Linked DNA regions of Mus musculus: all the other regions are linked to region 2. A link is a loop called in an ENCODE intact Hi-C map of the cell type or tissue named here. Cell type or tissue: left cerebral cortex. All regions are shown on one strand. Each heading gives the region's core, and the rest is flanking DNA. Links, peaks and the distances in the headings are about the cores only. Region 1 overlaps Syn2 (synapsin II). Region 2 has its middle 11 kb from the start of Tamm41. Region 3 overlaps Gm17733 (predicted gene, 17733). Region 4 holds the start of Syn2 (synapsin II). Region 5 overlaps Syn2 (synapsin II).

The links. Hi-C counts contacts between places; a loop is a spot of excess contacts. Peaks named below come from ENCODE experiments on the same cell type or tissue, not always from the same donor. Only the 100,000 strongest peaks of a DNase experiment are listed, where the experiment ranks them.
Region 1: a loop joins it to region 2, with 4 times the contacts of the local background. A loop is called at or near these places in 4 of 42 quality-filtered maps.
Region 3: a loop joins it to region 2, with 2.7 times the contacts of the local background. A loop is called at or near these places in 3 of 42 quality-filtered maps.
Region 4: a loop joins it to region 2, with 4 times the contacts of the local background. A loop is called at or near these places in 3 of 42 quality-filtered maps.
Region 5: a loop joins it to region 2, with 2.6 times the contacts of the local background. A loop is called at or near these places in 4 of 42 quality-filtered maps.

Annotation. Positions count from the first base shown.
Region 1 is chr6:115,224,137-115,230,208 of GRCm38, forward strand. The region is part of intron 1 of Syn2 (synapsin II); the gene reads left to right. Among named protein-coding and RNA genes, the nearest start is that of Timp4, 25 kb to the right of the region's middle. In left cerebral cortex, for the core only: a CTCF peak has its summit at 3,566 (motif pointing right); DNase peaks (open chromatin) are centred at 1,585 and 3,583; H3K27ac peaks cover 323 bases.
Region 2 is chr6:115,046,099-115,052,170 of GRCm38, forward strand. No RefSeq gene overlaps it. Among named protein-coding and RNA genes, the nearest start is that of Tamm41, 11 kb to the left of the region's middle. In left cerebral cortex, for the core only: CTCF peaks have their summits at 3,120 and 3,971; DNase peaks (open chromatin) are centred at 1,907 and 3,121.
Region 3 is chr6:115,122,330-115,128,401 of GRCm38, forward strand. It overlaps Gm17733 (predicted gene, 17733), which reads right to left. Exons shown (of 2, transcript NR_132436.1): 2 at 5,271-6,072. Among named protein-coding and RNA genes, the nearest start is that of Gm17733, 9.5 kb to the right of the region's middle. In left cerebral cortex, for the core only: no CTCF peak of the experiment used is centred there; DNase peaks (open chromatin) are centred at 1,141, 2,574, 2,842, 4,258 and 2 more places; H3K4me3 peaks cover 372 bases; H3K27ac peaks cover 4,000 bases.
Region 4 is chr6:115,131,878-115,137,949 of GRCm38, forward strand. It overlaps Syn2 (synapsin II), which reads left to right and starts at 3,025. Exons shown (of 13, transcript NM_001111015.1): 1 at 3,025-3,583. The coding sequence starts at 3,204. It overlaps Gm17733 (predicted gene, 17733), which reads right to left and starts at 2,958. Exons shown (of 2, transcript NR_132436.1): 1 at 2,738-2,958. In left cerebral cortex, for the core only: no CTCF peak of the experiment used is centred there; DNase peaks (open chromatin) are centred at 3,000, 3,408 and 3,690; H3K4me3 peaks cover 2,860 bases; H3K27ac peaks cover 1,990 bases.
Region 5 is chr6:115,235,973-115,242,044 of GRCm38, forward strand. It overlaps Syn2 (synapsin II), which reads left to right. Exons shown (of 13, transcript NM_001111015.1): 2 at 42-99; 3 at 1,283-1,374; 4 at 3,387-3,543. Among named protein-coding and RNA genes, the nearest start is that of Timp4, 13 kb to the right of the region's middle. In left cerebral cortex, for the core only: no CTCF peak of the experiment used is centred there; DNase peaks (open chromatin) are centred at 3,518, 4,224 and 4,513; H3K27ac peaks cover 275 bases.

The DNA of each region.
Region 1 (6,072 bases), core at 1,099-5,098, 180 kb after region 2:
GAAGGGTGCATTCTCCTAGTTCCCTCAGCCAGGCATGAGTTTGAAATAAAGTGGTAGGGTCACGGTGGAGGGCAGTTCTTGGTGTCTAGATTGCTGTTGAAGGATAGAAATGTGGCCTACAGTGGCAGTGACTGTTGGTGTGGTTTGTAACCCTCCATGGGAGGCAAACCTGGAGTTTCTCAATGTCAGGGGCCCTGTTTATCTTACATTAAATGCATCCCTATCTTTTGAAAATTACTGGCTTAATTGTGTAAGCCAGTCATGGAAAGAGAATCTGTCCCATGACTCCAAAGCATTCTGTTCTGTGGCTCCACTATAATTACAAGCAAATGCATCCAATCTTCCCATCACGTGCTCTCCCGAGTCACAGAGAGGTTTTTCCCCTAATTTTGATAATCTTGTTATCTTGTAAGGCCGCATCATTTAACTATTCCCCAAAATAGATATCTTCAGAAAAATCTGCTCAGGAAAACTGATTTGTTCCCAACTGAAGTCACAACTGAGTGCTTACTAGGAAATTCATTATTTTCAGAGCTTTGGAGTTGATGTTTTCCTTAAGGGGTCTCATCTGCTAGCTCAGGCTTGACACCCTCCTGAAGATCACTTGAAGGAATTGAATAAACTCAGGAAAAAAGGACTAAGTGCAGATCCTCAGTTGCTTTTAAGCTCAGAGCTCTGTCAGGTTGAGCCGGGTTGCCCTCTCTGGTATTAATATCCATGTGTTTATCTGAAGCCAATTCAATAACTTTGTAAACATTTCCTGAGTGTTTGCTTTATGCCAAGCAGTAGAACAGGCAATGGATATACAAAAATGTGTAGCACACAGCCTGTCAGACAGAGATGCCCCGGCTCTAAACATGATCGTCAAAAGAGCCTTTGATTTTGTTAACTTGTGACACCCACAACTAATAATTTTAAGCAAGCCAGTTAATTCATTTCAGACTCATTTCCCCCATATAATCAGTAACATCTGGGTGGCTTTGCTGTAGGAGGCTCTAAATATCGTGGGGATGAATTTAGGTTAGGGTGGGTGACGTGTAGCCATCCAGTCTTTCTCCTCCCTCCATCCTCAGGCCTTCAGTTTGAAGAAGGATTACTACTGTAGTTTCCTAAAACCATAGCTATTGCATTGGATTCTGGTTTTCTCTTTATATCTACCTGCGTAGTGTTGATGGTATAGAATACAAGGCATAGTACACTGTATCACTAAATCCCACAGCTTGAGAAGACAGAGTGGGGCAGTGAGAAGCCTTCTGTACTGACTTCCCAATACGCTCGCTGTTGATAGCATTAGTTTTTCATTTTTCTCTCAGTCTTTTTGTTATTGCTAGGACATCTCAGAATTATCTTGAGGGAATAATTTTCTGCCATTAGGGCTACTTTACCAGGTTGTGGTTGAACAGTGGTTAATAATATTCTGAGACTCCCCCCCCCCAAATGTGTTTTCTTACACTTAGTCACATTAAAACTCCTCTGCCACTTTTCTGCCCACGTGCACATCTTCGTTCAGTTTACCCCTAATCAGCTTGGCATTTTAATCCCTGAGAACACTGAATGCCATCTGCAAACTTGGCAGTTTCCCCGTGCACTCTCTTCCAAATCATTTATATGAATGTTGACTAAGCTGTCAGTCCACTTGCTCTATCTAAACAGTGCCATCCTTGCTGTGTTTGATCCAATGACTCACAGAATGAATGATACAAAACCAACCCCCAAACATTGCATTTACTCAGGCCTATGCCAGTGTCTTCCTGTTCTTAATTTCTTATTCCTAAATCAAATGCCCACAACAGGCACTTTCCCATATACTGAAAGAAATTCATTCTATCCAAATCCAAATTTGAGTTAATAATCTCTTCACTGACATAAGGCCCAGCCTGACTATCTTATGGTTCACTTGTGGTCTCTGTTCCAGGACATTTGCAGTGGAGTTCTGTGTCCCTTTCTTTCATTAAGTCCTGGTTTTCAGTGCCAATGTCATATCTTGGCACTCAGTAGAGGCAGGAAGATCAAGAGTTCAAGGCCAGCCTGAGCTATCTCAGCCACTGTCTACCAACAAGCAATAAGCCAACAACCTTAAGCCATAGTCCCAGGAACAACTATGTGAAGGCCTGACCTGACAAAACAGTGGTGAGTTTTGAGGCTAACATTTTCTGCAGTAAGAATAAATATATATAATATAGTATAATACAATACATATAATATTTATATTTAATTGGGGGTTGGAGAAATGGCTCAGTAGTTAAGAGTACTTGTTACTCTTGCAGAGGGTGGAACTTCAGTTCCCAGCACCCACATCAGGCTGTTCACAACTGCCACATCTGCTGAGCATTCAACTTCCTTTCTGGCTTCTTTCAGTGCTGTGTATGCTGCGCTCTCTCTCTCTCTCTCTCTCTCTCTCTCTCTCTCTCTCTCTCTCTCACATACACACACATACACACACACACACACACACACACACACACACACACACACACAATCTTAGCTGGCCCTTAAGTTTCACATACTCCGCCTGATGTACGAGGGTCCATTCCTCTGCTAAGCCAAAGTGAGCTGTATTCATTCCTGCAGTATCTGGAGCCTTCCTCACGCCTTTGCCTCCACAGTTCTTCAGTCTGTGTCTTCCCGAGGTTTCCCATCCAGGCTCATCCCTACTTCTCTAATGGAGGAACCGGAACTGCTCTTTGATTTGAGTTTCCATGGTGCCTGTTTGTGCTTCTGTTGCTTATTTCCTGCACCACCATTTTGTATGGTTGTTTATGTTTCCTCATTAACCCGTGAAAGGAAACTCATTTATGTGCCTGGAAGTCTGAGAAAGCTTTCTGAGTTATATGAACCTTTTGTTTTTATGTAGTTGTTGTGATTATGTGCTTTAAATTTTAAATATTTGTAAAGAGAAGACTGAAAAGTGGAAATGTGATTGTTAGTTTTAAATCTTAAGACCTGTAAGGAACCTTAGCAGTCACCCATTGATATTGGTCTTCTGTAGATGTTTTTGTCTACCCGACAACTGCTAACACCCCACCACTCCCACCCGCACTTACCTCTGGCTACTTAGCAAGTTCTTGCTGAATTTACTGACATGCCACCACGCCCCACCCTATGACTGTTTTTGCATCTGTGTGTGTGTGTGTGTGTGTATGTGTATTGCAAAGTGTTATTTCTCTAGGGAGAGCTCTCTACAGATGTGTGTGTTTTAGAAGAAACAATTAATGTCTCGGTGGGTAAAGGTGCTTGCCATCAGACTTGATGACAAAAGTCAGATCCTCAAAATCCAAGGAGGAAGGACAGAACTGACTCACCTGGATGACAGACCGCTGACCTGCTCATGCAGGCTGTGGACATGTGACCCCCTACCCCAACCCCAGCCTTACAATAAATAAAATTAAAGAAAGAAGGAAATATTTAAAACAACAACAAAATCCTAGTGCTACTCTTTTGTTGTACTAGGGATAGAGCCCCAGGACCATGATCATGTCAGGCAAGAAGTGCACCCTCAAGCTCGCAAGGCCCACCCCACAGTCAGGAGGAATAGCGATTGTGGGAGTCACCAAGCAGTAAGCTAAAACTGCAAGGCACAACTCTCCAGTAGGTGGCAGCAGGAACTCACAAACTCAGCAGATCAGGCCCACAGACTGGATTTTACCTTTCTTTCCTCTTCTCTCTCTCTCTCTCTCTCTCTCTCTCTCTCTCTCTCTCTCTCTCTCTCTCTCTCTCTGTGTGTGTGTGTGTGTGTGTGTGTAAACAGGAATCCTGTATTTCCAGTTTTTCAAAAGAACAAGTCACTGAGAAGCAGAAACAAGCACTTGGTTGGAGATAAATGTCTAGACAAGTGCTAGGCATCTATTAAATCCTTGGCTATTTCTAAAGCTCTAGGAGATTTTCTATGAGCCTTCTGGAGCCTACCCATGCCTCATTAGCAGTTCGGTTCAGCTTGAAATTTGGTTCTTGTGCAAATGTCAGTCATTTGGGGAGGATTTAGATTAGGCTACTTTTTGGCCCCTATAGATAGAGTTTGAAAGCATGTTTTCCTGTGTGCAAGGGTATGGGCAAAAGAACCTGATAGTCTGGCACTGGCACATGAGGAGAGACATGTAGGCCTTCAGAGACAGACTGGGTCCTTTTTGTTGTGACAATGGCTTCTGGTTTTCTATGTTAGCTGTCCACAAACCAGAACTCCTACCATCTTCAGTGACCAAGCAGTTCCTGATTGTGAGCCCTCTAACTGAGAGATGGATGAAGAATTTGGACATTTAAGACATAGTGATTATAATTGTACAGTCCTAAGTTCAGAACATGCAGTCACACAACAGAACGGAGTAAATATTTTAAATCTGAAAGATTCTGGAAAATCCAGGATTTATACAAGGGATGGTCTGAAGTGATAGTGTATCCGTGGGGCAGGCATCCAACTATTAGACAACTGCCTTTGAAAGGTGGTATTAGATGATCCTGCATTGAGCCAAGTGTCATGAGCAGACAACGCATATGGTAATAGTCCAGAAGATGAGGAAATCACATTGGTTACATTAATATAAACAATATCTGCTGTTGTCTAACTGTAATTCACATTTCCATAGAGTTTCAGAGCTCCCAAAACACTTCCATCAGATTCCATTTCTTTTTTTTTTTTCCATTTTTTATTAGGTATTTAGCTCATTTACATTTCCAATGCTATACCAAAAGTCCCCCATACCCACCCACCCCCACTCCCCTACCCACCCACTCCCCCTTTTTGGCCCTGGCGTTCCCCTGTACTGGGGCATATAACGTTTGTGTGTCCAATGGGCCTCTCTTTCCAGTGATGGCCGACTAGGCCATCTTTTGATACATATGCAGCTAGAGTCAAGAGCTCCGGGGTACTGGTTAGTTCATAATGTTGTTCCACCTATAGGGTTGCAGATCCCTTTAGCTCCTTGGGTACTTTCTCTAGCTCCTCCATTGGGAGCCCTGTGATCCATCCATTAGCTGACTGTGAGCATCCACTTCTGTGTTTGCTAGGCCCCGGCATAGTCTCACAAGAGACAGCTACATCTGGGTCCTTTCGATAAAATCTTGCTAGTGTATGCAATGGTGTCAGCGTTTGGATGCTGATTATGGGGTGGATCCCTGGATATGGCAGTCTCTACATGGTCCATCCTTTCATCTCAGCTCAAAACTTTGTCTCTGTAACTCCTTCCATGGGTGTTTTGTTCCTAATTCTAAGGAGGGGCATAGTGTCCACACTTCAGTCTTCATTCTTCTTGAGTTTCATGTGTTTAGCAAATTGTATCTTATATCTTAGGAATCCTAGGTTTGGGGCTAATATCCACTTATCAGTGAGTACATATTGTGTGAGTTCCTTTGTGAATGTGTTACCTCACTCAGGATGATGCCCTCCAGGTCCATCCATTTGCCTAGGAATTTCATAAATTCATTCTTTTTAATAGCTGAGTAGTACTCCATTGTGTAGATGTACCACATTTTCTATATCCATTCCTCTGTTGAGGGGCATCTGGGTTCTTTCCAGCTTCTGGCTATTATAAATAAGGCTGCTATGAAGATAGTGGAGCATGTGTCCTTCTTACCAGTTGGGGCATCTTCTGGATATGTGCCCAGGAGAGGTATTGCTGGATCCTCCGGCAGTACTATGTCCAATTTTCTGAGGAACCGCCAGACTGATTTCCAGAGTGGTTGTACAAGCCTGCAATCCCATCAACAATGGAGGAGTGGGCACAGGGGGAAAATTCCTGAATAGAACAGCAATGGCTTGTGCTGTAAGATCGAGAATCGACAAATGGGACCTCATAAAATTGCAAAGCTTCTGTAAGGCAAAAGACACTGTCAATAAGACAAAAAGTCCACCAACAGATTGGGAAAGGATCTTTACCTATCCTAAATCAGATAGAGGACTAATATCCAATATATATAAAGAACTCAAGAAGGTGAACTCCAGAAAATCAAATAACCCCATTAAAAAATGGGGCTCAGAGCTAAACAAAGAATTCTCAGCTGAGGAATACCGAATGGCTGCGAAGCACCTGAAAAAATGTTCAGCATCCTTAATCATCAGGGAAATGCAAATCAAAACAA
Region 2 (6,072 bases), core at 1,208-5,207:
ACCTGACTTCTTTCCCCTGAAGGCCCTGAGCAGTCTGTGGCTGTGAGAGAAACTGGGCAGCTTCCAGATGCATTAATTACTGTCCTTAGAGAACAAAATAACATGAGGCTGTTGTAAAGTTCTTAATCAGCTTTATTGTTTCATCCTAGCATTGGGTAATACTTCATTCTATAACACAGGGTCACTGTGTCCCTGAACCAATTGGGGTAAACTTTACAGACAGAGAAGGACGTGAACAAAGCAGACATAAGAACTAACTAATGTACACTGGTCATTTCAAAACCAGTTCTGGGTCTGGCAGGGACAGGGAGAGAGAACAATAGGCAGGTAATTGATGGGGTAACACTAGGTAACTTCAGGTCCCATTTCTGTGTGGCAGGTAAGGCAGAGGGGATTTTGTTACGGCAGTTGGAGCTGCCATGTTTGGGGAGTTGGTTGTTATCTTTCTTTTCTGTCTTCTTAGGTCAGTAAACAATTGGTGATGGGTGTCTTTAGCACAAGTAACTTCATTTTTAGCTTTGGCCTATTTGGGAGCCCCATCCAAAACAATGCCTCTTGTCCTTTTTCATCAATACTCATATGTAAAATCCCACTAATTTTGTAGACTGTGTTTGTGAGTCTTTCAATTGGCATCTTACTGCTTTGGACATCACTAGGGCCTCTTCATGGTCAGAGGAATAGAGAAGATATCCTACAACCAATGCACCCTGTAGGGTAAGTCAATTTACCCTTTATCTTTGATTTCTAGCACAGCATTCCTAAAATCTTTGGAATTTTCTGAGAGAGTTAAGCATCTTTCACTATTTTTGGAATTTTCTGAGAGATTTAAGCATCTTTCAGAAAGAGCCCTTTATGATCACTAGCTAAACTATCCAGAATCAGGGAGCTCTGGCTTCGGTGAGAGACTCTGCTTCCATAAAAAACAAAGAGTGATCCAAGGTAGACACCTGATGTCAACTTCAGGCTTCCATATATATGTACATATATGTATATCTACACATACACATATGCACTGCACACTGAAACCAGGCATACATAACACACACACACAGACACACAGACACACACACACACACACACACACCAAAATAAAACAGAAGAGCCTCTTGTTCACCACAGCTGAGGAGACTCATTGGATAGACTCTGAATTGGGCTGGTCACAGGAAAGACCAGATGATTGAGGGTTGGAACTCTCAGCCCCATCATCTGGGCTAGATCTACAAAGGCGACATAGAGGCTGGAGAGCAAGTACTATTAAAACTCTCACAGAGGAGGCAGGAGAGATGAGTCAGTGGTTAAGAGCACTGCCTGTTCCTGACCTGTGTTCAATTCCCGGTACCCATACGGCAACTCACAACTGTAACTCCAGCTCCAGGGGATCAAATACCCTCACACGGATATACATTTATGCAGACAAAACACCAATGCACATAAAATTAAAAATAAATACATTTTTTAAAAAAGCCTCTGATAGAGTGTATCTGATGAGTGTCTGGGTCAATGAACACATCAAGATGGAGGAGGACATGCTTGTGAGTGCACGGATGCTCCAGGTCCTCCCCAGTGAGTACACAGATCTTCCAGGTCCTCCCCTTGTGCTCTGTCTCTTTTCCTCCCCACCCCCACCCCCATTCTATTCCCTCCACTTCCATTTCCTCCTTGCACTTTAGTCTTGGGTATTTCTATTGACTTGTGTTCAGGCTGGAGACTTTTCTTAGTCACATCCACAATGCCCCATCAGAAGCATCTCCTTTTTTCCTTTGTTTGCTTGCTGCATTAAATATTTTTCTCAGACTATCTTTTGATTCTCAGAATTTCTACCACTGCACTTATATGATCCACTTCCTGCATGAAGCTGCTAAATCCCTTGGCACATGAATGATAAGCAGTTTAAGTTTCTTATGTGGCAATTCCACCATCTGTGCCACATCTGAGATATCTCGGAGTCTGTATCCTCTCTCTCTCTCCCCCTCCCTCCCTCCCTTCTTTCTATCCCACCCCCCTTTTGCTCACTCACTCGTGTGTGTGTGTGTGTGTGTGTCAGAGAGAGAGAGAGAGAGAGAGAGAGAGAGAGAGAGAGAGAGAGAGAGAGAGAGAGAGAGAGAGAGTGAATATGCCACGGCATAGGAATACAGCTCAGGTATCTATGTGTGTGCCTTTGACTTTGTTTAAGCCAGGCTCTCTTCTTGGTCACTGCATACACCAAATAGCTGGCAAAACTTCCAGGGATTCCCCTCTCTCTACGCCCCATCTCACCACAGGAGCCCTGGGAATATGGGCACACCACCAGACCTTAGCTTCTCCTGGGTTTGGGGGATTTAAATTGAGGTCTTTGCTCAGGCAGTGATGCTTCACTCACAGAGCCATGCCTGCCCCCAGCCCATAGACTGATACTTCCTCTTGCTTTTTAGCAAACCTTGTAATATTTTGCTGAAAGTGGCACAAGAGTATCAGAAAATGGAAGCTGAAGTATGTCTTTTCCTTCCTTCCTTCCTTCCTTCCTTCCTTCCTTCCTTCCTTCCTTCCTTCCTTCCTTTCCTTCCTTCCTTCCTTTCCCTTTCCCTCTTTTCCTCTTTCTTTCTTTCTTTCTTTCTTTCTTTCTTTCTTTCTTTCTTTCCTTTCTTTCTTTCTTTCTTTCTTTCTTTCTTTCTTTCTTTCTTTCTTTCTTTCTTTCCTTTCTTTCTTTCTTTCTTTCATAAGGTGGAGTATCACCACATAGCCTTAGCTGCTTGAACTCACTGTGTAGACCAGACTGGCCTTGAACTCACAGAGATCCACCTGCGTATGTCTTCCATGTGCCAAGTATGTCTTCCATGTGCTAAGTATGTCTTCCATGTGCTAAGTATGTAGTTCTTTAGCGTGTGGTTTCCATGCTGACCTGGACGGGTAGGCTTTTAAATGTTTGCTAAGGTGGCTTGTACTGCAGCTTCTCATGCCTCTAAAGTCCTTTCTCTGTCTTTGGTCATTCCCAGCTATTCCCTGTCAGACTGAGTCTGTCTTTCCGGCCTTTGTGACTATCATCTGTTTACTGCCCTTGGGCACTGCTGGCAAGCCAGGAAATACAGGGAGGGGATTAAATGGTCAAATCCCAGCCTCTTAGACCCTAGGACAAGGCTTGATGCAGGAAAGCTAGGGGGCGCCAGAGTCAGGGAAATGCCCTTTTTGCAGGTGGACCTGGACTCTGAAAGACCCTGGGGTGTGGTACTTCAAAGCAGAAGATGTTCTGATCTCTTCCACGGTGGTTGATTCCCTTTTCCTCTTCTCAAACCAGGACAAGAATGTTTTAGGCTCACAACTATGTCTGGTGAGTTTCACGGAACTAACCGACTCTGAGACTGTGTCCCCCGGGGTCCCTCACTCACGTGTGAGTCCAAGCTCTTCAGCAGTTTATCAAAGTTACTGTTTAGCATGATGGTAACAGTCCCCCGATTCCAGAATCTTCTATTTCAGGGAAGTAGCTCTTGTGTGCGCGTCTCTGGATTTGTTTGTGTGTCCTGATCTCAGGGAGCAGGAGCTCTTTGCCTCAGTTCAGGGAAAGCAGTGTTTTTCAAGCTGCCTAACCTTTTCTTGTACGAATGGAAGCTGTGGCACCCCAGCTTTCTACCTGCTGGAGATGACGCAGGACTTCTCATTTGTATTCGTCAGCTAATAGATTCTACACGTGGTATGTTCAATTAATACCCGAGAGATTTTTGAGCTCTAGTAAGTAGCACACATTTTTGACTTTTTACTCCAATTTAATTTTTTTTTATTTTTGTATACTTGTCTTAGAACCTATAACCCTGTTGAACTTATTTATTACTTCCATAAGTTCTTGGAGATTCCTTTCAGTTTCTTCATAGAAACCCATGTTGTCTGCACCTATGAGCAATATAATTTCTTTCATTCAACATCTTTATTTATTTTCTTTTTTAAGATTTATTTATTTTATGTATATGAATAAACTGTTGCTGTCTTCGGACACATCAGATGAGGGCGCCGGATCCCATTACAGATGGTTCTGAGCCACCATGTGGTTGTTGGGAATTGAACTCAATACCTCAGGAAGAACAAACAGGCAGTGCTCTTAACTGCTGAACCATCTCTAGCCCTTTATTTTCTTGTTTCAATGTGTCCACTGACCTCCGCATCAGTGGGAATGGGGAAAGTGGACATCCCTTTTTTTTGTTCTGCTGTCCCTCATCATTTGAGTGATTTCAAGGACAGGCTACAGGCTACCTCCGTTTATTATTATTATTATTATTATTATTATTATTGTTATTATTATTATTTTGTTATTAAGTTGAGATACTGAAAATTCTTGTTATGAATAAATATTGTTATTCTGTTACATTTTTCCCTCTCCCACATATGTTTATTGTGGTTTCTCTTCTATTTAAATCCTAAATTCCTTTCCGTCGTTGTCTTCTTTTACTATTGGAAGAAGATGCTCAAAGAACTTCCTTTAGACCAGACCTGCTGGCCATGAGTTCTGTTCTGAGACTGTCTCAACGCCTTCATTTCTGGGGATTTAAAATTTTTGTTTTGTTTTGCTGCATATAGAATTCTGCATTGACAGTTCTCATAAGTGTTGTAGGTAGTACAAGAGCCTGGCCCCACAACAACTCTGGCCATCTTTATTGAAGGCGACATCACTTCTTCCATAGAAGACTGCAGGAAGTAAGGAAGGCATGGAGCAGGGAAACAAATGATCTCTGTTCTCTCCCTGATGCTTTGAGAAGTCACTGACATGGCCACTCAGTTCCTGATACCTATGACAGATTTGGACTCTGAAAGCTTAAAATAAATTCAGCGGTCAGCTAGACTTCAAGTAGACAGCAGGGCTTTGGTTCCATTTTTCCACTCTTCTCTAGGTCCAGCCACACTCCAAGTTGACCAGAGATGATTGCCAGTGGCAACTGAAGCAAAAGCTTCCTCATCCAAGTAACTAGGTTACTCCTTCCTGCATTATCTATGGCGGGATTCAGCCACATGACCATCCCTGGACCAATGAGAAAAGCTGAGAAGTCTAGGCACTGATTGGCTTGAACCTGGGTTCCTGGTGGCATTGATGGTAAGGTGTTCATCTTAGTCTGAGGGACCTTGGCTGGGTAGAACTGAGGCTGGGTCACCATCCCTCTCCTAGGGAAAGAAACAGGAGAAGGAGCAGGGAACAGTGGGAGTGCTGTGAGCTGATGTGGTGGGGAGAACACTGGTGGTCACGTGGCTTCCTTCTTGGGCACCCAGGGAGACTGTATCGCAGTGAGGCTGGGGTCTGACCAGTGGGAAGCAGGAGGTTCTGGAACTCTGTTATGGAATATAATGCAGCAAGGGGGTACCTGGCAGACCCATGCCTAGGCGTCCACTAAGAAATCACACCATACAACAGATCTGGCATAAGGGGGTTTATTTGGGGGGCAGGGAGGGTAGTGAGGACCTGGGAAAGGGGTTAGAGGTAGATGAGTGGACATGAAGATGGGCAGACAGGAGCAGAGCCAGACAGACCATACCCGGTCTGCACTAGTACAGGATGGCAGTATTCTCAGCATGTGGTCCTCAAGGCAGCAACACCAGAGGCCTTGCCTGGGGGGTTGTTCGATGTATGCTCTCTGGTTTCCTCCAGCCTATTAAACAGCATCTCTGGTGGCCCAGCTCTCTGTGCGTTAACAAGCCTACTGAGAGCCGATGACTTAGGAAATCAGCAGTCCTGGGAACAGCTCTGTGTGGGAGGAGCTGTTTCCCCATCTCTCCTGGTTGTGATAGAACCCCTGATGCCGCCATCAGAATGCCGCTGTGATGACATTTTTGGGATTCAGGTACTCTGTCTGTTCAGGTGTGATGCCCTTCCCTCCTTCTCAAGCAGTGGCTGCAGTGGCCCCAGCTCCAACTGCTGCACTGTGACTGGCTCTTAACCACCTCCTCACTGTTCCCACAGGCTCACAGTCTGCCTGTCTCTTACAGCAGCTTATGTAAGCACCACAAATTTCATCCCCTCCTTCTCCAAAAATATTGTAACTAATAACTTGTGAGTCCACCCTGAAGTCATATAATCCCAGTCCACAGGGAAGAAACCAATGTTCTTTATTGTTCTGG
Region 3 (6,072 bases), core at 1,034-5,033, 76 kb after region 2:
TTGCCTTGCTCTGGCAATGCAGAGAAGGGAGCTGTGAGATTTAAGATTGAGCTGGGCTGCGAAGGATGTGGGGCTGTTAGCTACATTGGCAAGGACAGCAGATGGTACCAGTACGCTGTAATTGCCTAGTTCAGTTCTTGCTCTAGTGCAGAGCTGTGTCTGGGTATTGTTCAGAACGGAGTTAGTGCTGCCAGGAGCAGCACTTAACCATCTTGAATGGAGTTTGGTGAATATATGCCTGAAAATTTAAATCTCTTTAGTGGCCTATCCCCCAAATACGTCCTCCTGTATCTACGAGGCTCCTTGAGGGGAACTGGCTGCCATTTGCCCAAAGGTGCTCATGCTCACACCTTCTCAGACCTCAACTGGGGCCTCTTTGGATGGCACATTTAATAGATTACCTGCACTCAAATCCCAGTCTTGTGATCTGCTTTAGGGAAACTGGCCCAGTCACAATGCCTAGGGGGCATCTTAAGTGGCAGGGAAACAGTATCCACAAAGGGTGTGTGTGTGACAGACAGGGAGCTGGAGGGTGAGCTAGGAAGGCCGAAAGGAAAATCATGAATGCATTGCTAGCAAGTGGCTTTAGCCTCTGTGGAGGATGCGATTAAAATGGACAAAAAACAAACAAACAAACAAACAACCCTTAAGTGGGAGGACGTGTAAGCCCAGCACTAGGGAGGCAGAAACAGGTAAATCTTGGCGTTCAAGATCCGCATAGTCTACAGAGTGGGTTCCAGGACATCTAGGACCACACAGAGAAACCATGTCATAAAAAAAACCAAGCCAAGCCAAACCAACCAACTAACCAACCAACCAACCAAACAAACAAATAAACAAACAAAAAGAGGCTTTAAATGTATCGTGGTGGGCAGTCACTGTCTGGGGAGCCAGGGGAAAGATCTTCCCCTCCTCATGCCTGGCACTTCTGTCTAACTCTCAGGTCTCCAAGCTGCAGCTCCGTACTGCCTCAGCCAACCACCTGCTTTCCTTCTGAGTCTGTAGCCGCCTTCATCACCTGCCAGGCTGAGCTGTTGCTGGGGCTGCAGCTACACTTGCTGGAGGTGGGAGGAGCTCAGGCACAGTCACACCACACGTACCGTTACCAGGCCTGGGGCTGCGGTCTGTCCCCATTGGCTAGCAGACGGAATTTTCCTTTCTGCAGCTGTGCCTTGCCACTCATCACTTGTCTGTCTGCTCCCTGGGTGCGGGGCTCTTCTGAGACTTCCTATTCAGGCAGTCATTGATATTCCAGTCTTGTGGGCTCTTGTCAATGGGGGAATTGGGAAGCATTTGCAAAGGAGGCTGGGAGAAGACCAAGTGCTTCTCCTGCTTGCCTGGATACAGAGCTAGGGTGTGTTTTTGCTGCAGTGTTTCATAAACAGTTTTGAGTCTTGGTTTCATTTTCTTTCTCTTCCCTTCTTTTCCTCCGTTCCTTCCTCCCACATGGCTAAGGGCTAGGCATTCAAGACTTAGAGATGAAAAGAATCTTTGTCCTTGGAAAAAAATTCTAGACTAAGGAAGGTGGGAGAGTGGAGAAAACATGACCCACTTGGAACAATGCTGTATGATGAGTTCAACTAAAGATATTAAAAAAATGTCAGGGCATAGGGGAGGGAAGCATAGTCAGAGAGCTTCCCAGCAGTTGATGGTGGGTGGACAGCAGTTGTTAGGGCTGGACATACTAGTGAGTGCCTACTAACCACCAGGGAACCACAAAAGGACTTTGAGCTTGAATCCTCAGGACTACACTGTGAGGTAGGTAGCCCTATTATACGGAGAGAAGTTCAGAGGGGTTGAATAAATTATCTGAGATCAGAAGCATGAAAACGACACACCAAGATTCCAAAACACCTGTATTTACCACAAAACCTGTGGCTGTCCAACTGCACCATGCTTCAAGGCACGAAGAAGTATGTTCCAAGCCAAGATGAAGGCTTAGAGACACACTACAGATTACACAGGGGTAGCTGCTCTGGACAGCCATATTCTGTAATCCACAGGACTTTCTAACCATTCACTATAGCCTAGAGGAAAAGCAAGGGTTCAGTGAATGTTCAGTTCTTCCTTGTGAAGTTGGGAATTTAGGGCCAGTGAGATGGTTTAGAGGGTAAAGTGCGTGCCCATGAAAGTTTGATGACCTGAATTTGATTCCTAGAACAAAATGTAAAGGTGGAAGGAGAAAACTGACTCATGCTACCCCCTACATCATAGACACAGGATAATAAATGATTTTTTTAAAAAAGTTTGTCAATTTGAAATTTAAGTTTAAATCTCATCTTCTTTGTGACAGGCAGTGTGACCTTGGGGAAAATCTCTTGTGAGCCTCCATTTCCTCATCTGCTTAAATGAGAATGAGACTCCTACCTAGTAGAACTGAAATAAGAATTCAAGTTCATATACAAAACACTCATCACTATTGATCTGTTCAAGGTGACTTTAGGCTACCCAGGTCTGGCTCATGATGGAGAGGTTGGCTGAATCATCAGGCGAGGAGACTTTTAGATAATTGGATGGGGAATGCCTTCTCTCCGCCAAGAAATGAGGGTGCTGGCAGACAGCCTATTGCTAGCCTGCTTCAAATGGACCAGATGCTATTTTGGAGATGAGAAAAAGACATGCTTTTGACACCAGCAGTGCAGGGAGAAGAGAAAAACCAGTAAATAGGAATATGGACTTATTCCTGATCAGGAATGAGGAGCAGATAAGCTGATCAGATGTCTTGAATCCTCTGTCATGTCATGCTTGCTGGCAGATAAGGCACAGGGTAAAGAAAGAAGGAAAAGAAAGTGCAGACAGGCTTGTTGGGCAGAATCCTACTCACAAAGACAGCAGTCAAGTGTGAGAGCTTGGAATATGACTGTTGTCTCAGATCCCTGAAGCTGGATGTTTTTCAATAAAAGAATGGGGCCATCTGCTCCAAGCTGGCCTTGGTGCTAAGGAGCCTTTCTTTGAGGACAGCCATGTAGGTACTCACATAATGTGCTGCCATGGATTGACACTGGAGGGAAATTTCTTTTCATTGTACAGATACACTGTTGTTTGTTTTTATTTTGCAACGTACTAGCAGATTACTTATATACTTATACTGCTCATTTGAAAAATGATGCCTACCTTAAAACTGTTCTTGCCTGGATTAAATGACTAGCAAACACATAGCACTGTCTGTCATCTTGCTTAGCACACAGATGGTGGTTAGTGAAGGTGGCATTAGCTTGACATGTGATATAACCAAACACAGGACCTTTTTCTTTTCCTTTTAGTTCAAACCCTTAGGTTGCCATCAGAGATGTTGTAACCATGTTTTCAAATGAAAATATCTACAGAATCTCAGGTTGCTCCAATCTCTCCTTCTTCTTCTTATTTTTTTTAAACTTAAAAGAAAATACTACATAGCTATTTGTCCATCAAGTGATGATCCAAGGCTTCAAAAATCGACTGTCTCAAAGTTAGAACATATGTGTCATTAAGTTACTTCCTTTAGAATAATTTCTAAGTTTTTTTGTTTTTGAGACAGGGTCTCATGTATTCTAGGCAGTCCTTGAACTCACTGTGTCATGAAAGATGACCTTGAACTTTTGACTCTCTGGCTTTATCTTCTGAGTCCTGGGGTTATAGACATTTGCTGCCTGGTTTATACAGCAGTGGGCATTTAACCCGTGGCTTTACACCCATGAGTCATGCACTCTGCTGTGTGTGCCACACCTCTAGACTTTCTTTAAAATAATTTCTATCATGAATATGTTCCTGCCATATGCCAGACTTGATATTGGATACTATTTATGTGAAATCTCGTTTAATTAAAAAAAAAGCTTTGCAAATATTAATTAACTCTATAGATAAAGAGTTTTAATAAAGAAGTGGTATTATACTACTTGCTAATAAGTGACTGAGGCAAGTGACAAACCCACATGGGTCTGACTCGGAAGCTCTAATTAGCACATAACTGGTATTAGCCAAGAAAGCTTAGGAAACCAAGGACCTTCTGTTTACTCTGTAAACCCAACAGCTCCTTTCCCTATCACCTGGAAGGTACCTCCTCCATTAAACCGGGAACTGTCTCAGCAGTAGAGGGAGGGGGTTGCTTTAGACACAGACCCTGTGAGGAAAGCTTAGTCTTGCTTCTGGTGTGGGGTGAATTCTAAGTAGAAGGGCTGCATGTTCACTCATCCTTGAAGTAGTGTGAAGATGCTGCTGGAAGCAACTGCTGATAAATCCTCTGAATTTCCCAGGCAGAGGAAACACACTCTGTGCTGCTCATGTGTGCATGACAGAGATGCTCCTCTATCACCATGGCAACAGCCAACACACCAGCATCTTGCAAGAGGCCAGAGCTGCTCTTTGGGGAGCTGTGGTCTTCCCTCAGTGAAAATAAGAATGGGGTATGCTAGAAGGAGGAGAAGGGGGAGGGAAAGGATAGGGGAGGGGGAGGGGAGGGAGAGGAAAGGGGAGGAGTGTTTCTTTAGTTAGATTTTTTTGCTTGAATCTAGCTGGTTTCATGGAAGGGGGGTTTTCATGGGGATTCTTGCTACATGAAACCTGATATGTCTGCAAGACTCTGGGTAATAAGAGGTGTCAGAGAAGCTTACAATAAGACTCCAGGAAGGCATGTTATTTCAGCTATGGTTTCCAATAAGCTCATTCATTTGCCAAGCTGCTGATGGATGGCACCTTTCTTAGGGGCCTGTCAGTATAGCCTAATGCAGAATCTCATGGGCTTTGCAGCCAGCCAGATCTGCTTCATTTTAGTTCTAAGAGCTAACATTAGCCGGTGTGACTTCTCTGATTCTCAACTGCTTTATCGGCAAAAAAGGAAAATCTAACATTTCCCTTGTGGCGGATGAAATGAGATAGGACATGGGCAATTTCTGGCATGAAGTCAGTATCTAATTATAGTTATCATTAGGTCCCAATAAACAGAGATTTGGCAGGGGGACCATCTCTGACTCCCTTAAAGTCAGAATGAACTTGGACCCAAACCCCTTGTTGCCTGTGCTTTTTCTCTTGCTCGCCAGAACCACCTGTTCAGTGTTTGCTCTCCAGGCCCCGCCCTTGCCTGTATTTCCTTGCACAGTCTGCTGACATCAGGTTTTGTTTGCCTGTGAGACTCCACCCAGAGAATCTTACTTACATCATCAGACCTTGGGGATCACCTGGCTCAGCTCCCTCACCCATATTTTCCACACTAGAAAATGGAAGAGGGAGGGAAGGAGGGAGGGATGGAGGGAGGTGGCCTTGTTCAAGGTCACCCAGAAGGTAGAAACCATCAGTCAAAGTGGTTGCTGCATTTATTTTAGCAGGTATGACTAAACCTGAGAGTCACCGAGAGGGACGACCTTACACCCCACACACCTGCCTGAGTTCTCTCTAGTGTTTAACGCTGAGATAATTATGTGTGGGAAGATTTTTTTTCCTCCTTTTTTTGGTAATTTACTTTTGCTGGCAAGCTCTGTGATCCACTAGAGTGAGAAATATCAATAGCTAACATTTGCACAGCGCTTTACAGCTTATAAAATGCACTCACTCAATCTCAGGCTTCTCAGTAGCCTTTCAAGGAAGTTATAACAATTGTCACATTCTTTCATGGCTGAGGAAACTGAGGCTGAAGGGGATCTGGGCAAAGAGATGAGCTAACATGATTTAGGACTTGACTTAGAGTTCTGTGCTTTCTAATTGTGGCACATTGGCCCAGCTTATGTATCCACCTTGACTGGATGCTGGGGTATAGCAGTCCTGACTATTCAGAAGTAGAAAAAAAAGAAGTGCTGGGACCCAGAGCAGCAATGGCAAGAAGGCCCACCTCAGTGGACACCATAGATTCTCAGGAGGTGCTCCAAACACCACACAACAGTGTGGAAAGAAACCACGCTATCTCTTCTGGTAGAGCTTTGCCATTTTCAACTGTCCTCTTTGGTCACGTCTTCCAGATAGATGCTATCTCTTCCTGTTTACATATGAACTGAGAGTCCTCAGCAGCCTGTGGAGGACTGTAAAGCCCATGATTTAGTGACAGAGCAGGTCAAGGGTGCACGACACCAGAATCCCAAACATTTCCATTTCTCTTTAGAGCAG
Region 4 (6,072 bases), core at 1,306-5,305, 86 kb after region 2:
CTTCACACAAACTAGAGTTGTCTAAAGAGGGGAACTTCAATTGAGAAAATGCCTCTATAAGATCTGGCTGTAAGGCATTTTCTTAATTAGTGATTGATGGGGGAGGGCCCAGCCCATTGTGGGTGGTGCTATCCCTAGACTTGTGGTCCTATGTTCTGTAAGAAAGGCTGAGCAAGCTATGAAGAGCAAGCCAGTAAGCAGCTTTCTTTGCCATCATTTGCTGCCTCCAGGTTCCTGCTTGAGTTCCTATCCTTACTTCCCTTGATGGTGAATTGTGATGTAGATGCCTAAGCTGAATAAACCCTTTTCCACCCCAAGTTGTTTGGTTGTGGTGTTTCATCATAGTAATAGTAACCCTAAGACATAAAGAGCCTCTGAAATCCTGCCAATAGAGAAACATTGGAAAAGATTTCTTTGATTTTTCTTAAAAAAAAAATACTTTTAAGAATTTCAGGAAGGAAAGTGTGATAAATTATGTTTATTTGGTTATCGGTGATATAAGTTTTATTCTTCAGTAGGAAAGAACTAAATTATGTAAGGATACAGTTCAATTCTAAAACAGTTAAATCCTTACTATATGGAAGGTAATACACTGGATGTTGGGGGTCCAAAGATGACTAAGATTCAGTTCTATATTTGAAAAGCTCACATCCTAGTCACTAGAATACTTTATTATAATGTCTGCAGGAGATCTGACAAAGTCAGCACACGAAACAGCCCATTCTGGAAGAGCCATGAGTTCACAAGCATCCGTTTCTCTGCCTGAATGCTTCCTTTACTTCTCTATGGGTACATACTCAAAAAAAAAAAAAGATTTTTTTTTTCTACTTGTGTGTGTGTGTGTGGTGTAGTAGTAGTAGTAGTAGTAGTAGTAGTAGTAGTAGTAGTAGTAGTAGTTTGAATGAGAATGGCTCTCATTGGCCCATATGTTTGAAAGCTCAGGCCCCAGTTAGTGGAACTGTTTGAAAAGGACTAAAAGGCCTTGTTGGAGGAGGTGACACTGGGAGTGGACTTTGAGGTTTCAAAAGTCCATGCTAGCCCAGTCTCTGTCTCTGTCTCTCTCAGTTCCATGTCCACCTGCCTGCCACTAGCCATGATTTCAGCCATGATGATAATGGACTAATCCTCTGAAACTAAGCAAGCCCCCAATCAGACGCTTTCTTTGATAAGTTGTCTTGGTCATGGTGTCTCTTCACAGCAACAGAACAGTAACTAAGATAGTGTATCTGTGTAAGTGTTCTGACATGTGTGTGTGGGTGCCCTTGCAGGCCAGATGAGGGTGCCATATTCCCTGGAGCTGTGGTTACAGGTCATCATAGGTCACTTGACCTGGGTGTTGGGAACCAAACTTGGCTCTTCTGGAGGAGTAACAAGTGTTCCAAACTACAGAGCCTTCTCACCAGTTCTGTTAACTTTTACCACACGTCTCAAGACCCATCTTAAACATTACTTCCTCTGAGCAGCCTTTCCTGAGCCTCAGCGGTGAATGAATCCTGTGCCTTTGTTGCTCCTAAACCACCTTATCCAACTGATTTACAGAATTTCTCACATCTCATTGTGGGTAATTGTTGTCTCTAGTTATGAGTCCTTAGCTCTTAGTTGTGAGTTTACCTGAGACAAGGGTTGCTTTCTAATTTTATTGGTTATTTTCACAATTGGCTGCAGGCCTCTCTGATGCTATTGGCTTAGACCTGAGAACCAACTGGGATATACAAAACAGGAACACCCTGCTAACATTAGTGTCAAGACCCTCACTGATTCCATTCAGACTAGCTAATACTACTGAGAAATAAGAATAAGGACTTAGGCCCCACTACTGGCTTATCTACTGCGTACCAGACGCTTTACCTACATGTTCTCATTTACTCCAGCAGCTTTGAAAAGTGCTATCTGTTTTTATTAGCTGTGGAAGAAAAAGGTTCAAGGGAGTAATTTGCCCAAAGTCGTGCATCACTCCAGGTGGTCTGCCTGTCAAGTACATCTGCTACATTTTGTCCAGATACAAATGTAGGGGACTAATATACCTGAAGACAGATCAAAACAAAGGTTCAAAGAGCACACAAAATTTAGAGAGTGCACAGAGAAGTTGGTAGTCAGATAAACCTTCATGGAGATGGTCAGTTAGGGGACTAGGTCGCCCTACAACACTGGGGAACAATGTATGTCAGGGAAGCAAATTGAGGGGGTAGCCTTGGCTATCTGTCTGAGGGATCCTGAAAAGACATTTTCAGTCTTCTCGGGCTCTCTTGCGCGCGCGCGTGCTCTCTCTCTCTCTGGTCAGGGAGAGAATTGTGCACTATTAAGTGGGGCACAGAAATTGCCTCCTAATGTCCTCCAGGGCAGTGTGGAGAGGGTCTGCTTAGGTTCCTTCTTCCTCAAGGAGGGTGAGGTAGCCCTCTACTTCATTGTGGTCTGGACTCCCACCTTTTGGGTCAGGGAGAGGTTTTTCCCATTCAGCACGGGTAGGCAGCTTTTATTCATTCATTCATTCATTCATTCATTCATCCATCCATCCATCCATTCATTCATTCAGGTCTCAGCATACAAGGTGCGCATTAGCAGCAACAGATTAGTCCATTCCTTCTCATCTGAAAGTTGGGGACTTTGGCATCATTTTCCTGAGCTTCAGGAAAGGAAATGCTTCGCTTTGCTCACTGAATGGTGGTCCTGGGTGTGTGTGCGCGCGCACACACACGCCAGAGCGGGTGGAGGGGCAGGTGTAGCTCTTTTCTCTCACCTCAGGGTAGGGAAGCTGACACCTCTCTTCTAACTAGATGGTATTAGGATGGTGTCTTCGTCTGGAACTGGGACACGACTCTCCTCTTGAAACCACGAAGGTGATGATGGTGGGAGACTCTCGGCTTTCCTTCCCTCCACACTGCGAGAGCTCCTGGTTCCCACACAGTCACGCTCAGGTGGCGGGAGGGGACACTCTCCCTTCTCTTTGCGCCAGAGCCTGAAAAGGCGGGGGACGCGCGAGTAGGCGGGGGCGGAGCAGGCTCTGCGGAGAGGGGCGGAGACAGAAGTAGTCACGCCCTCGGCACCGCCCACTGCTCCCTCGCTAACAGGCTCGCTCCCCAGACCCAGAGCGCCGCGGCTGTCTGCTGGGCTCCCGGAGACGCGGACCACCTTCGGTGTCCCCGCGCCGTCCTCCCCGCGCCGCTTGGCCCGCCGCCTCGAGCGCCCTCAGCCCCTCAAGCCAGATGATGAACTTCCTGAGGCGCCGGCTGTCGGACAGCAGCTTCATCGCCAACCTGCCCAATGGCTACATGACTGACCTTCAGCGCCCGGAGCCGCAGCAGCCCCCTCCTGCCCCTGGCCCCGGTGCCGCTACGGCGTCGGCGGCCACCTCAGCTGCCTCGCCCGGTCCCGAGCGCAGGCCGCCACCCGCCCAGGCACCCGCGCCGCAGCCGGCGCCGCAGCCCGCGCCGACGCCGTCGGTGGGCAGCAGCTTCTTCAGCTCGCTGTCGCAAGCGGTGAAGCAGACGGCCGCCTCCGCCGGCCTGGTGGACGCGCCCGCACCTTCGGCCGCTTCCAGGAAGGCCAAGGTGCTGCTGGTGGTCGACGAGCCGCACACCGACTGGTAGGCCCCTGCGGGGTCCGCCGGGGGCAGGGTGTGAAGATGGACCCTCGAGGTCACCCGGGAGAGCACCGGGGACGAGCAGGTGTCTGTGTGTGGGAGGGGCGAGGGCAGGCGTTGACCTCCCAGAGACATGGGTCCTAAGGTAAAGGACTCGGTGGCCTCCAGGCCGGTGGCAGAGCAAGCTACTTCATTAAGCACCAATGGAGCTTAAAAATAGTGATAAGTCGACCACGCTCTAAAGGAAGGCCACACAGCCAAGAATATTTGGGCAGCACATATTGGCTGTGACAGTGGTGGTGGGGACACCACAAAGTTGGGAAGGAAGAGAAGGAGGGATGGATCTGGAAAGAGCTGGGGGAGGGAGGGTGAAGATGATCAAAACAGGTTGTACAACATCCTCAAAGAACTAATAAAAAACAAAAACAAAACACAAATACTTATGGTGGGGGGGGGGCAGGCTTAACAGTTTAGACGCATACAAGCTAAGGTGAAAATGGACCCAGATGGCCATCAAAATAAAGGACACCAAAAAAGATTCTAGTCTGCAAGGTTTGGAATGAGTTGGGAGTGGATATTAGTATTTAAGTTGGATAGGTGTTTTTGTTGTTGTTATTGTTTGTTTGTTTTGTTTTAAACCTGTACCTGTATTGATATCAAGGTGGGTTAGATCACAGGTGTCTCAGAGTGTGATTGACATCTGTTTAAAAATAATGAGATTATTATATATATGCAACAGGGAGGGGATATATGTTTTAAAAATTTTGTTCTCTCTCTTCCCTTCTCTCCCTCCCTCCCTCCCTCCCTCCCTCCCTCCTTCCCTCCCTCCGTGTGTGTGTGTGCGTGTGTGTGTGTGTGTGTGTGTGTGTGTGTGTGTGCGCGTGCGTGCGTGCATGCGAGCATGCGTGCTCCTGTGTTTGTGTGTAAACGATGGTGGCTTTTTCAGCTGGATGATGAAGACCTAAGTAAAAACATTACATATTGTTAAAGGGCACAAATAAAATGATTGGCCTTAATGCAGTAAAGGGGAAACTTCAAGAATGCTTTTCTTTTCTTTCTTTCTTTTCTTTTTCTTCTTTTAAAAAGAGCTATAGGGAATGGGGATGATTGGGGAAGGTGTTAGGTTTAGTTGAGAAACACATGAATGAGGTCCACTGAAGACTAATTAAGAGCTTCAGAGTGGTTCCTTTGATGCAGTAGGACGCTGACTTAAGCGATGGTGGATGGTGGGCTGACTGGTGGGTATGGAACCATGAAAAGGCCAGAGCCTTAGGTGTTTTTTCCTTTGGAATGTGAGGGAGCAATTTTTGTTTTCCTTTTCCTAAGGGGATGAGGTTGATTGGTGCCTGCACCTGAGAATTCTTCCCAAGAGGAAGACACAGGGACCCCAGAGCTGTTTATTTCTCTTGTAGCTGCTTTCCTGTTGTGCTTTCTCTGCCATTCCTTCACTGAGAGACTTGGAGGGAGGGAGGGAGGGAGGGAGAGAGAAAGAGAGAGGAGAGAGAAAGAGAGAGAGAGAGAGAGAGGGAGAGAGGGAGAGAGGGGGTGCTGGGATGAACTGGTGGAAGTGACATGTTACCTGGAGCTGTAGGGCTTCCTGCTGTTACCATGCTGGAATCATTTCCTCTGGGTGGGTTGTGTGGTTGGCCCTTATTTTTCAAGATAGTAGAGTAGAAAAGACCTTTATCAGGAACTGGGAAAGGTAATGGGGAATAACAGGAAGGTAATGTGGGAAAGTACGACAGTAGTGCCACTGGCAGTCTCCTGGAAGAATCACTGGCAGTTCAAATCAACAAGTGTTTGCTCAGGAGGAAGGGAAGGGAAGGGAGGCAAGCTCTATGCAAGCATCCATTGTATGTCAGATTCTCTGGTAAGGAGGGACTCCTAATGTGGTATTCTATTGGGTCTTCAGAAAACAGGGACTTAGAAAAGGTAAGTGGTGAGCTTACAGCCATTCAGCTAACAAATGGTCCAGTGGCATCTTAACTTTAGGTTAAACTGCTTGGTTTCATTGCTGCCATCCTTCTGTATTGTCTCACTGTTAGAATGTTACTGTGATACACAGTAATAATACACTTCCTTTTAGGGGTTAGACAATGCTGGGGGCCTTTTGGAAAACTCACACTAATTAGGGTGACACAAAGATACCTGAGACAGTTAACAAAGGAATCTAGAGTTATTAAGACTATTTCAGAAATTAGTGACATTAAGAGTTATTGGTGAATATTTTAAAAAAGAATCATAAAGAACAGCTAGGAAATAGGTACAAGACTAACATTAACATTTCATTTTTCTGGGCTAGAATCTGATTCTTGTGAGCTTTGTCCCGGTCCTCTACCCCACTGAAGCTATTTTCTTGGTTCTAATTGCTACTTAGATACCCACAGATAGGTAGATAAGTGTTCCTACAAGTATGGGGAGACTCAGAGAATTTGTTTATTTAGAAATGAGAGAGTTGAGATTTGAAATTCTCCTTGGATAGGATTATTTTC
Region 5 (6,072 bases), core at 1,092-5,091, 190 kb after region 2:
TTGCACAAAACTAATTCATGTGCCCTTCTCCTTTTCTTTAGGGCCAAATGCTTTCGGGGCAAAAAAATCCTTGGAGATTATGACATCAAGGTGGAACAGGTAATCAACATGAAGCCTCACATGATCTCCACCATCCCAGAGTGAGCCATCTCTTACTGTCCAGAGTCCCCCACTGGGTTCTCAAATGTGCATCTCCTGGCATAGGGCTTTTCATTTATTTCCTTGACTTAACAGTTCAGAGGCAAACAGTGTGGTTCTCAATAGTGTCTCTTGCAGTGCAGGGTTCCAAGATGAGGAAGCTAAGGGGAGTGTCTTCCTAGCCTACTGACCTTATCCCCATGCTGTTGGTGACAGTGTGATTCTGAGTGAACACATGTTTTAGGTTCATTGTCTGCCTACTTTGACCCTAGGGGTACACTTCAGAGGGAATCCATTGTTTTTACAGGGAGCTTGAAAGGCTGTTTGTTTGTTTATTTGTTTGTTTGTTTACCTTCCTCTGCCTCTTGCTCCATGTAATAGAAAATTAGGTTCTTTGTGGGGAGGAGATGGCCTGCTTAAATAACATATTTTCTAAGTAATAACAAGTTTTTCCTTCTCTCTGTGTTAGAATTTACAGAATAATAGGATACTATTACTACTGTTATTTGTTTATTTTTGCAACATTATCTCTCTAAGTGGCCCTGGCTGTTTTGGAACTTGATTTAGACTTGCAAAGATCAGCCTACCTTCTGATTCCAGAAAGCAAGGATTAAAGGAGTACACCACCATGCCCAGACTGTATTCCATTCTTAAAACAACTTGTTAGATAGTCTGGATTGATTAAAAAAAACAACAAACAAAAACAAACAAACAAACCTACCCATATGTTGTAGACTGAAGAACCAGAAACCCAGGCAAGGCAATGCTGGGTTTGACATGCTGTCAGGAACAGGGGAGACAGAAACCCAGCAGCCTAACCCAGAACCCAGGACTTCAAGCAGAGACTAAGAAAGAAGATGCTTGTCCTGGTCACATTCTGTCTCTGCAGAGAGGTGCAGGGGATGCTGAGCTGGGAATCAGAAGACACAGTGAGAGGTTCTGTTTGTTCAGAAAAGCCATGTAACGCTGCCATTTTCTCCTTTGATAGATGGGGAGGGTTCTCTCTAGTACCTGACTCAAAGGGTTTCCTTGAGTAGTGGGTGAAATCTAATGGATATGAAAAACAGAGAAACTAAATAGATGCTTGGTCTATGGCTGCTGCTGTGTGCAGGACTGAGACTCACTGTGTACTGTCACTCTCCAGGCAGAATTCTCAGAGCTTAACCTGGTGGCCCATGCAGATGGAACCTACGCCGTGGACATGCAGGTACTTCGGAATGGCACAAAGGTTGTCCGGTAAGAGCCTTTCTGTTCTTGGGGTTGCTGTCTCCTCTGTCTTGATGTGGTGGTTTCAAGTCAACTTGAGATAGTTGCACTATATGTTACATGGAAGTGCTAGAAAAGGCAGCTTAGTCTAGCATTGTAGAGAGCAACCTTAAGTTTCACAGACTCACTTAGAGGTAACTGGATTCTTAGGGCTGTTACCTACCCTCAAGTCAGGGTTGGTTTGTGCCTTTATCTCTCCAAATGGTATCCCTGGAAAACCAGGTCCTGTTGCTTTTTAAAATATTTTAAAGCACTTGACTTTCCTATTTATGCTGATTTGCTTAGATTCTTCAGAGTTGATAGCAAAGTCCGGCACTGAAAGCTTGTTCTTTTGATGCTCATCTCTGTATCCTGTCTTTATTTCTCATTCCCAACAACTCATGTGTCTGACAGGAAAATCTACTATTGAAGTAGACATTGTAGGTGGAAGAAAATGACCAGGTCCTGAGCACCCCACACCAGGTGCTGGCATGAGCACCCTGGTCTGAGAGGTGCTTTCTGGAGGGGATGAGAATTACAGATGGGAGAAATGGTTTCCGTTTGTCCAGAAGCTTAATATCACTTTAGGTTTTCAGAAATAAGTTCCAAGTTTTAGGAGAGAATAACATTCTTACCTCACCTTAGTCACAAGACCCTGGACCCCTAGGAGTCTAGAATCCGGGTCAGTGGCAGGAAAGACCAGACTGGGTATGTCTGAGACCTAACAGTAGAAAAGTGGGCCTGCCCATTCTGGATTCTGAAGAAGAACACAGGTAAAGCAGCTGCCCATTCAGATTTGAGGTAAACTTAGGTAGATCCACAACAGAGAGACATGGGTTGAACATGTTGTGGAGATGCATACCCAGGCAGGTAATGCATCATAGAGATGCACACACAAGCAGGTGGTGACAGAAGGAACAGCAGCAGGACTCCAGGGCAGGTGCCAACAGGGAACTCGAACGATTCTCATAACTGGAATAAAGGGTTGGGATTTGCTGTCAGGGATGCAGCTGGGCTTCAGTGTTCAACAGGAAAGACCTGATTAGGGGTATTGAGGCCTCATATCAGGTCAGAATACCCTAAGCAGATGTTATACCATCTTGGTAATAAGTTTCTGAATGACTGAGGAAAGCGCTTTAACCCTCACTACTAGAGCCAATCTCTGAGTTGGGTTGGGTTGGATCTGTAGGTGGGGATTGGATGGGAGCCTGGGCAGAGGACCAGGTAGGTCATTGTACATGGTGTCAAATGCTGAGCTGCAGAGCCTTGGGGGCAGATGCTGCCTCAAACTGCCTCTCTGGGAAGGTCTCTGACACTAGGGCATGAAGACAGGCAACCTAGTCTTCTAAAGCAGCTATAGCTAGGAGCTTTGCTGGCTAGAGGTGAAACCAGGAGAGCTTTCCCATGCATGGGAACATTCCGTCCTCTCAGTGTTTCCTGCAGCCCCGTTGCTCAACCTCAGTTCTGCGAAAAATATTTGCACCCCTCCCTAGCGTCCGTTTTGGAAGAATAACATTGGGAAGTTTGGCATCTGCCCTCAGCCAGCCTAGCTCCTTGCTCTCCTGGGGCCTGATGAGGGCATTGCCTATTTTAAGGAACAGCTTTAAGAAATTGAACAGGACATTAAGGCCAGAGATCTGGTAGTAGTGTGGTCTTCCAGGACCTGATTGGAGCACAGCTCTGGAACCACAGGCACTTCAGACTTCCATGCTTACCCTATGAGGACAGAGAGAAATCCCTTTCACTTAAGGTGTGGGGACCTCCTTCACATATTTGTATGCTAGGAAAAGATAGCATTTAGTCTAAAGGAATGGGAGAGATTCAGACGCATAGTCCTCAGGTCTTTGGAAAGTGTAGTGATAGTTCTGGATGGGTACATGCAGAAAGGAATACTAATGGGTCATGGACTAGGTGGTCACTGACATCTCTTCTCTGTCTTCGGCTTTGAAAATGTGTTACTTGAGGTGCTAGTTAATGGAAACTTGACTCTGTATTCTTACCAGGTCCTTCAGACCAGACTTTGTGCTCATCCGACAGCATGCATTTGGCATGGCAGAGAATGAAGACTTCCGCCACCTGGTCATTGGCATGCAGTACGCAGGCCTCCCCAGCATCAACTCTCTGGAGTCTATTTACAACTTCTGTGACAAGCCGTGGGTGGTAAGCATGTCCCCAGAGTACCTCCAGCACTCCAATAGTAGCACGGACTGAGAAGATCCGAGAGGCTTGTCAGCTGGGAGTCTGGATGGGGCAGGCCATCACAGTAGCGTATTACCAGATGTCATGGACTGTGTGATTTTGCTGCAGAGCAGACCTTTGACTTTTCTACCATGCTGTGCAGAAATCCTGTGATGAAAACCCTTTATGTATATAGGTCTTTCCTTGATCAGGAGCTACAGTTGTAACACTGCCTGCCTCTTAAAATGGGTAAACTATTGGAAAGGCCTAACACCAGTAGAGAAATTCAACTCATGTTAGAGATAGTTCTACCTATGTTTTAACAACCTACTTGCATGAATCAGACAGTAAATGTGAGCTGGAAGTTTCCTTTGAGGTAGTCAAGTCCTAACCCACCATGGGAGAGAAAAAGAAAGCGAGGAGCATAAAACCTCTTTCTGTATGGTGCCACCTTCTGAAGATATTCTACGTAATTTCATTTAATCTTCATGATAAGCTTACCAGGGAGGTATTATTATTTTCACTTTGTACAGAGAAATAAGACCCAGGAAGGATCAAGTCACTTGCCAAACTTACAGAGCCAAGATTTCTGTAAGTTGCACTGCCTGTCACACAACGTGAAGAAGAGCTGGCTTGATTCCCTCCTCCACAGTCAGTCTAGAAACCTTGGAGGGCTGTGGAAATGATTAGGCTGAGAAAGTATTGACAGAATGAGGCATGAGGGACCGGGATGCCTGGGTACTCCCTCGCTAGCTCTGCTGCCCCAGGCTGGCCTCACGGAAGGAAATGCTCGCCTCTAATCGTATCCTCTTCATCTTCTTGTTTTTCAAAAATCAAATTTCACACACACTAGATTGCCAATGTTCACCAGGCTTATTGTGACGTTTCAGAGCCTTACACCTCTTCACTCTGGGAGCTGGAGGGGTGTTCTATAATCACTCAGGCCCACTGATTCTGTTCTTGACGTTGCTGTCTTTTTACACTCAAATGGGCAGCTTTCCTGTTCTCTGGCTGCCAGAGAGACCTTCCAGTGTAGGAGGAAGAGGTGTGGACAAGGTCTGAGAGCTTCCAGTGTAGGAGGAAGAGGTGTGGACAAGGTCTGAGAGCTTCCAGTGTAGGAGGAAGAGGTGTGGACAAGGTCTGAGAGCTTCCAGTGTAGGAGGAAGAGGTGTGGACAAGGTCTGAGAGCTTCCTGAGCTCACTTGCAGCTTTTGCCTGTGTGTGGCCTGTGACATCTGGAATCCTACTGTTCTGCAAAGACGGGCTAAAAGAGTGGTGTGACTTGAGTGCTGCCTATCTCAGAAAACACAATGAGGTATCTATCAAATATTTTTCTGGGATCTGCCCATTTCTCCTCAGTTACGTGACCTTCCTCCTGAAATATGCTCTAACCCACCCCATCCCCACTTCCTGTCATAATTTGGTTCTCTCATAGCTACACAGGGTGATGCTGCTGGAATCAGCTTTAACTGAGTGATTTAATGATGTAACCCTGTGACAAACCATCTCATTTGTCTACACAATGTAATTAATCCTATATATGCCATTACTTTGCCAATATGATTATTATAGTTCCCTGATATTGAGACCTCCCAAACAAAATGATCCAGTGCTTCTTTTCCTAAACTGTGGCAGAGGCTAGAGAAGGGAGGAACAAAGATATCCCTCCCTCATGAGACCTGGGATCTGGTGAGGGGTCACATTCTCACCCATTCACAGTCCCAGCACATTGCCTTTGGCCTTGCATGGGAACAACAGGGCTTGTTGGCCACATACCAAGTTCTTCCTGTAGTCTCACTAAGCAGCTGCCACACAAATGACATTTTACATGTTGTTCTCAGCTTGTCAGTGGACGTGGACACATTTAATGACAGTGAGTGGAATGCCCCTCTGATATAACACTGGCTCACATTTCCTAAACTTCTTAGTGTCGGTGCTCTTGATGTGAGGCGGGCTAGAGAGAGCTGTGCTCTGCACTGGAATGACTCTGAGTAATGACTCTGCTGTACCCCAGACTGTCCAGGCCAGCCATGGCTTTTCAGAAGAAATAGTTCTGCCAGTGAAAACACCATTCAGAGAAAGCAAGAATGCCACCATCCCTGATTGCTCCAGGTGTATTCTGGGTACCTTGGAGATTGATGGACCTGGGTTAAACTAAAGCATTTAAAGTCTAAGAAAGAGAGAGAAAACATATTATTCAAATAGAGCCTGAAACCCCATTTCTTCAATGAATTCTGCCTTGAGTCATTAGATAAGTGGTTTAAAGAAGCATCCTTCTATTCACTGCCAACAACACACCAGCTCTCAGATTCTTTTTTTTTTTTTTTTTTTTGGTCGGCATAGAGGAAATAGCCCTTATCAGATATTACCTTTGTTTAATTGGTAACTGTGTACTTGCGACTTAATCTAAGTTTCCAAGGAGTTAGAGGTTTGATGCCAAACCCAGTACATTAATCAGACAGGGAATGGAGTTGGGGAGGGTAGAGTGAGCTCTCAGAGACCCAACTAAAG